3 separate regions of the Homo sapiens genome follow, and regions 2 and 3 are each linked to region 1. A link is a loop called in an ENCODE intact Hi-C map of the cell type or tissue named here. Cell type or tissue: PC-3. All regions are shown on one strand.

Region 1 (2,500 bases):
AGGGCCTGTACATCGTACTTCAGGTCCCCTCCTGTGGTCCAACATTCCCTAGGGGCAAGTGCAACTGTTTATGCGGAGACCACTTTTCCGTGCAGCCCAACTGAAGGTGCACGTTCCACCGCAACCTGGTGCTTACAACAGCTCGGGAGGCCGCGCTACCGCGCCTGCGCCCCTCTGAATATGGAAGCGCGCGCGAGGTCCTTAAGGGAAAAGGAAGTAAGGGCGGGGACGGAGGGAGACGACTTCAACGTAGGGAGTTGCTGCTGCTACACTGCCGGCCGGAGAGGACAAGGAAAACGTGGAGGAAGTCGGTGATGACTGGCTGAAGGGGATGATTGGCGGGTGAAAAGAGCCGGGCCAGAAAGCACCTTTGCATGTGGCTAGAAACCCGCCTGAAGAGGGGCTGAAACCCACGCCGGAACCCGCCCGATTCGAGCCAATCAGGGAGAGGAGCCGGGTGGGGGGGCGGACGGGGCGGCCTCGCGGGGGGTGGACGGGGCGGTCTGCGGGGAGGGGGGGCGGTCTGCGGGGAGGGGGACGGGGCGGCCTCGCGGGAGGGAGGACAGTTTCGCGGGTTCGGGCGGCGAGTCTCCCGGATGCTCCTCAGCTCTGGGGACGCGGTGCAGAAGTGTGAGGGCGCCCGGCTTCCAGGCAGTAATGGGCGGGTCCCTGCGCGGGAGCGTGGCGGGCGCTGGACTCTACAGCAGATGTGGAACTGGAGAGCTTGGCGCGCCTTCCGACTTTGTCACACACCTGCGCCGCCAGACTGGGGTCGGGCCCCTCCGCGTTCTGCTCTGGAGTGCCTGGGTCTGGGCCCAGCACCGCGCTTTTAGAATCTCCTCAGCTGAATCTGACGCTCAGCAGTGGGTGAAGCGCAGCCCCCTGTTTCAGGCCCTGCCGAGCTGGAAGGAGTGTCAGAGCTGGAGCGCGCGTGGCCCCCTCTGTGTTGGGGTCACCCCGGGGTTGCCAGGGCTCAGGGAGGGTCGTAGTCTGGATTTTGTCACCCGCACGTCCCCACCCCCCAGCAGGTCTGGGGTTGGAGAATCCACGCGGGCTTCATAAGCTAGATGCCAGTTAACTGTCGAGAGGGGACGCTCCCTCCTCGTAGGCGTCCACACTGGAGAAGGAATAAGATGGGCGATTGCCTGGGAAGCCTGACAGGGCGGCGGCAGCTGGGATGCTGGAGAGGACTGGCCCCTTGAGTTACTGAGTCCGATGAATGTGCTTGCTCTGCTGGAGGAACCGCGCTCAGGTTACAGTCATCCCAATATGGTTCTGAAGGTGCGTGGTTCAGGTCACTTAGGACTTGACCAGATACCGGGTTTCTTTTACAAGCCGTTTCTGACGGTGGCCTGTTTCAACTACTGGCAGAGCTCATGTAAAACAGACTTTTAAAAAAATTTGGGGGGCTTTTAGTATTTTTTTCTTATTCCTATATTCTGAGGATATTTTATAGTAGTCCCACATATGGAATTAGATAATCTCTTTTTTGTTTGATTAACAGTTTTATCAAGTATAATGTACATACCATAACGTTCACCCATTTTAATGGATTCAATGATTTTTAGCATATTTACAGAGTGGTGCAACCATCAGCATAATAGAATTAAGGAATCGTGATTTTTTTTTTCTGGTAATTGCTTTTACAGTTCTCAAAGTTTGCACAAGCGGATATTTTAGAGGTACAGTGTAATATAAGAGCTTCTGAAAATGTCCACTTAAGTTGTTTTATACCTGAGCAAGTGAAATTAAGAAGGGAATTGAAGCAAATATTCCTGGTAAGTTGTAGGGAGTGAAACTTTTGTGTCTTGTAATACCAAGTAGATATTGACCATTTCAACTGGTTTTTATGCTGAGGAAATGCATAAACCCCATTTTACAGATGATGAAATCGACTTTGAAGGATAAGTTGCCTACAGCTGCATACCTGTGCCTGGGCTAGGCCCCAAACCCAGATGCTTTATCTCTCAATTTGTTACCCTTGCTACCTCAACAGCTTGGTTTTCAACCATGGTACTGATGAGTGTGAACAGTACAAGCCATTCATTTACTGAGCAAATAATTATTGAGTGCCACTCTGTGCCAAGAACACTGCTATAGGTGCTAGAGATATTATTGAATCAGATACCGTAGTGAACTGTTCCTGCCCTCAGCTCATCTTCTGGTGGGGAGGACAATGATCAAGTAAAGAAATATATAGTTTTAGAGATTCATCTATTTTTTTAATAGGTAAATTAAAAGGGCAAGGAATGGCAGTGGGAGGCAGAATCTGATGAGAAAAATCTGAATGAAGAGAGGAAGTTAGGATATAAGAAAGAAAGCAAGGGTTTGATTTGAGCAAGCGCAAAAATAGAGTTGTGATTTACTGAATTGAAATAAGGTGATACTGGAAGGACCAGGTTTTGGGGGTACAATCATAAGTTTGGCTTTAAATGTTTTTAAATACCTTGCCTCTTAGACATCCAAGTGGAGATATGGCATTTAAATTCATGAGATTGGA
Region 2 (2,500 bases), 130 kb before region 1:
GATTCTATTTTGTTTTATCCTCCTTGTTGAAACTTCATTTTGGATTACCCTGCAAGTCTGATATTATCAGTTCTTTAGTTGTGTTGTCTGTGTGAATTGCTTATGACTCTAAAGTGCAAGTTAAGCAAACAACAAGAACCAAAAATGAAGTGCAGGATGAAAAGCAAGCTGATGTAATCTTTATCACACTCAATAGATAATTTTAAAGCTGCAAAGGACTTTAGAGATTATTTGAGATTACTCAAATCCAGCCAGATGACAAAACTGAACTCCAGAGGGGAGCAGTTGTCTTGTCAAAAGCCATGCAACTAGATAAGGTCATAGCCAGAGTTAGAACTAGAGACTTTGACTCTCTAGTTTTACCATTATAACATAAGGTTTCTGTTCTAAAAATGTATGTTCCATCAAGGAAGTGCTATTTTTCATACATATTCTTAGGAAAATTTAGCATTACTGTCATTTCCCACTCTTAAATTAGTTGTACAATTTTGACATTTTCATTTAAGTACTGTATCTGCTGTATCACATGTTTCCACCATAATCTGCACATAGTTGGAAGTCAGTAAGAGTAGTAATAGCTGACATTTATTGAGCAATTCTTGGGTATTAGGCAGTGCATGCACTTTTACATACATCTCTAATCCTCACCACAATATTACAAAGATGGTGGTATCACCACGTACAGATGAAGCAATTTGGCTGAGATTACGGCAGAGCTGTAACAGAGCTCAGATTAACACAAGATTGCTTGTTGCTTAAAGCTTATGTTCTGAAACTGGGCTTTAAGAGTTTCGTCAGAAAATGAATTGTTTGGGGATACTAATCTGCAGTGTTTCATTAGTAAAAAAATTAAAAAATTGATTAATGGTCATTTAACCATAAGGCACTTATCAACTCATAATTGAACCACGAGTAGACTGAGTTCTTGTCATTTGAAAACCAAGCTTTTGAAATTCTTTATATTTTATTTTTTTGGTTCAGGAACTAATTTAAAAGCCAAAAATAAGTTGGCAAACTATGCAATTGGCAAACTTAGATAATATAAAGGTGTATTGAAAATTTAATCCTTAGAATGGTATGATGGCACCAAAGAATGGAAATGGGAGGTGATTATCCAACAAAGATCCTATGAATTTTAGTGGGTGGATGCCCTAAAATAAGCAAAGGGACTCATTCTTTATATTGTTTTTATGTAAATCCTTCACTGAAGTTTCATTTGGGTAACCCATAATTTTATGAACTGTAGAAGGAACTGGAACCCTGAAAATCAGTTTATGATCTAAGTAAATATTATCTTAGGTTGGGTGTTTCATACTGTGTGCCTCTAACAGAAAGATAAAGTCATTCTAGAACAATGACGGAACTAAAATATGAACATTTGACAGTGTTTCTCCTCACAATGTTTCAGTGAGCACTAGAACCTAAGCTGATAACTGTTTAAATCTTCTCACCTCTTGTGAGTTTTCAGCACCTGAGCATTTTTGTTAAGCAGAGGCTGTATTACCACATAATAGAAATATTGAAATGAGATGTTTAGGAGTCTGTCATTGGAAACTAACCTGGATTGCGCAAAGACAATCGTTTGAGAAGCTCACTTGAATGTATCTCACATACTAGAAATAAAACGAATACCCAAACAGAAACTTAACTAACGAGGGAAAATAATGCAGTCTGTAGACAATAAAACTTTGCAGAATGTCAGACTGCAAATGATTCGCTCTTAACCAGCAAGGGTAGCTTTATCGCCTCAGGAAATCTTAAAGTCCCTGTGCTCATTTCCTGATGGAATTGCAAGTCTCATGTCACAGAAAACACCCCCTTTCCTTTTTCCCTTGAGCAGCCAGTACCCGAGGAAAGCAATGCATCTTTCCCAGCACCAGATACGGACCACGAAGCTTCCTCCTGGAGGAAGGAATCTCGAATTCTGGCTTGACGCCCCTTATGGCAGGAGACAGAGCGCAGGATAAAGTACTCAAAAAGGAAAATGCCGGGGGCGTGGAACAGATAACCCAGCTTCAGGCTGTCTGCAGAATTATAATGTAATGGCCAGAAACCCAAAATCACATTTCTCAAAGAGGGATAAAGAAGGAAAAAAGCCACCGGCAACCCATGCTTCTAAGACAAGCTGTAACGCGAAGGGGATAGGTGGGCAGACCTGATGAGGGTCGCCCTGGCCGCGGATTCCAGCGGACAAGCGACCTCCCGCGTTCTTACTCCCAGCACCTCAGAGGGCTCGGATACCCCGTATCCAGTGGGCACCTCTTGCCCACTCCGCGGTCCGCGGACCGGACATTGCCCCCGACCCTCCTCCCCCGCAGGCTCCCCGCCCTGCCTTTACTTACGTAGGGCGTCGGGGTCCTTGGCCAACACTGCTCCCGAGGTGGCGGCGCGCTCGCGGGGCCCGCCGCCCAGGCCTCCAGGGAGCCGCGGTCGCACCCGGAGCAAGGCGCCCTCTGCAGAGCCCGCCGCCGGGTGCGCCCCCTCCCCACCGCGCGGGGAC
Region 3 (2,500 bases), 83 kb before region 1:
GGTGGGGAATCTGTTCCCACTTTTTAACCCTTCCAAATAAAACACTATTGATCTGGCCCTTCTCAATTTATCTTTAGTAAGCCAAGCAGGAAGAGCACTTTTATGTGTTTCTCTGGCCAATACTTTCTGCCCTGCACTTGAATCTTTAAAAATATTACTTCTTTGTAAAAGGTATACACACCTTGATTCATTCTTAATTTGGCAAGTGACTTACAATGTTATCCCTGAGTGGACCATGCAAACTATTTAAATAATCAAAATATGAACCAAGAAGTAGCTCGGTGGTAGAAAAGTTTGCTTCTAAAGTGAACATTTGCAAATATCAGTCTTTAGGTCCTGCAGCCCATTTGCTGGTCTGTAACTGAGTGATTCTGCCATCCTTTGGGGAACACAATAACATCCAGCTGTATCAGCATTAATTTGCCTATATGCCCAAGATCAGTAAAAACACTGTTGACCAGAAGGGAAGATACTGCTTTGATTTTATTCATATTTTATTGTCTACATAAGGAATCAATGTGAAAAGGATGGCAAGTTTCATGTTTAAGTCAACATTTCCTACCTATCTGCAACACTCAAGATCCCCACTCAGGTTTTTCTTCTCCATTTCTCACATGTAATCCAAAAAAAAAATGCCAAAAGCAGAAATATGATACAGAAGATGCGAGGTTTTAAAAAGACTGAGCTTGCTGGGTGCGGTGGCTCACGCCTGTAATCCCAGCACTTTGGGAGGCAAAGGTGGGCGGATCACGAGGTCAGGAGATCGAGACCATCCTGGCTAACATGGTGAAACCCCGTCTCTACTAAAAATACAAAAAAAATTAGCCGGGCGTGGTGGCGGGCGCCTGTAGTCCCAGCTACTCGGGAGGCGGAGGCGGGAGAATGGCATGAACCCGCAAGGCGGAGCTTGCAGTGAGCCGAGATCGCGCCACAGCACTCCAGCCTGGGCAACAGAGCGAGACTCCGTCTCAAGAAAAAAAAAAAAAATTAAAAAAATAAATAAATAAAAAGACTGAGCTTGAATGTCATATCGCAAGTATTCAAAGTGAGGAGTTGTAGGAGAGCAATTTCTTTATCGCCTGTTAGATAATTACACTACAAGAAAATGAGTGATCAATTATGAGCTACTGTCTTAAAAGCACGGTAGGGAGAGTGGGAGGGAGGTTAAAAACGGTGAAGGCTTGACAGTGACTAATGTTCCTGGCAGCTCAGCGTCTACATCTGAAACTTGAGATGGGAAGGGAGAAAAAAGACTTCCAGCTATAACTCCCTTCGACAATTCAATAGATATGAGTGCCAGTGGTCAGATGGCAGGAAGCTGGATGTGGCGCCACAGTGACCACTGCCCTTGAGGAGCTATCTAGGCAGGAGAGCACAGGACGCCGTACATGAGACACATGCAACAAAAGATACAATACACATGTTCTATGGGAGAGGAGGGAGGGAGAGAAGGAAAGATCATCCCTTGATAAGGGGAAATCAAACAAGGTTTGGAAGGAATAACAGACATGACAGAGAGGAGATGGGGAGGAAGCAGCTGAAGGTGAAGGTGAAGTTGAACCTTATTCAGTTGTGTAGCCCAAGGCCTGGCATTGTGCTGGATACACAGTAGTTGCTCCGTTAAAGATTGTTCCTTTCTTGGATCTATGAGGACGTACGCAAGTTTTGCCCTATTGTTCTGTGAAGTTTTCTGTTTGAAAGAGTAGCCCACTCCACTAAGAATGCAGGTGAGGGAACTACAAAGGGCAAACGAGGCATGCGCAGGGAAGGGAAAGTGGTCCACTTTACAAGTTGAAGACAGGTATTCACCATGCGCAAGTGAGATCACAGGCTGCAGAGGTCACTGAAATTAGTGTGAGGCTAAGGAGTCTGGCAAGTAAGAAGGAAGAGGCTCAGAGTTCCATGCCAGAAGGTGAACGTGGCAAGGCGAGAGCACGGGGATAGATCTGAGTGGGAAGCAGCTGGAGGGAGGGACACCTGCAAGGAAGTTATCACAGCCCATCAGCTGAGAAGGTAACACTCAGTGGTGACACTCAGAACAGAGGAGAGAGAAAACAATTCCTAATATTTAGAGACTGGTCCAATATAGGGAATGCTTGGGAGGGAAACTAAAAGGCTTCAGACTTGCGGGAAGGAAGAATGGTGATACTAACCAAAAGACGGGAGTAAGGGGTAACTTGGGGATGAGGATGCCGAGTACAGTTTTGGACATGATTAAAAGGCTAGATTTATCCTCTCAGCCTAGAAAAAAACCCAGGTCAAATATCTTCTTTGTAAAGCCCTCCTCTTGGCAGAATGAGTCCCTCTTCTGGACTCTCATAGCACTTTGCAATAATTATACTGTATTTTAAATCCATCCATCAACTTTGCTAAAATAAAGGGTGATCTCTACATGAAGATAAAGTGATATATCCCTCCTGCCCTCCCTCTCACTTTCTCCCTGGACAAAGTCATCTTGGAAGCTGTACAGCACATGATGAAAATCAAAGGCTCTGGCACC

The links. Peaks named below come from ENCODE experiments on the same cell type or tissue, not always from the same donor. Only the 100,000 strongest peaks of a DNase experiment are listed, where the experiment ranks them.
Region 2: a loop joins it to region 1, with 2.6 times the contacts of the local background. A loop is called at or near these places in 71 of 110 quality-filtered maps.
Region 3: a loop joins it to region 1, with 3 times the contacts of the local background. A loop is called at or near these places in 7 of 110 quality-filtered maps.

What each region holds. Positions count from the first base shown.
Region 1 is chr14:64,336,679-64,339,178 of GRCh38, reverse strand. It overlaps a transcript of ESR2 not described here. Among named protein-coding and RNA genes, the nearest start is that of ESR2, 44 kb to the right of the region's middle. RefSeq lists enhancers at 1-21, 1-203, 262-311 and a silencer at 472-601. In PC-3, a CTCF peak has its summit at 1,107; DNase peaks (open chromatin) are centred at 288 and 1,148; H3K4me3 peaks cover 2,395 bases; H3K27ac peaks cover 1,463 bases.
Region 2 is chr14:64,465,456-64,467,955 of GRCh38, reverse strand. AKAP5 (A-kinase anchoring protein 5) reads right to left here and starts at 2,457. Exons shown (of 2, transcript NM_004857.3): 1 at 2,343-2,457. It also overlaps a transcript of ZBTB25 not described here. RefSeq lists silencers at 2,183-2,252, 2,263-2,500. In PC-3, no CTCF peak of the experiment used is centred here; no DNase peak of the experiment used is centred here; H3K4me3 peaks cover 1,169 bases.
Region 3 is chr14:64,420,112-64,422,611 of GRCh38, reverse strand. All of the region lies in intron 8 of MTHFD1 (methylenetetrahydrofolate dehydrogenase, cyclohydrolase and formyltetrahydrofolate synthetase 1), which reads right to left. Among named protein-coding and RNA genes, the nearest start is that of MTHFD1, 33 kb to the right of the region's middle. In PC-3, no CTCF peak of the experiment used is centred here; a DNase peak (open chromatin) is centred at 1,221; H3K27ac peaks cover 596 bases.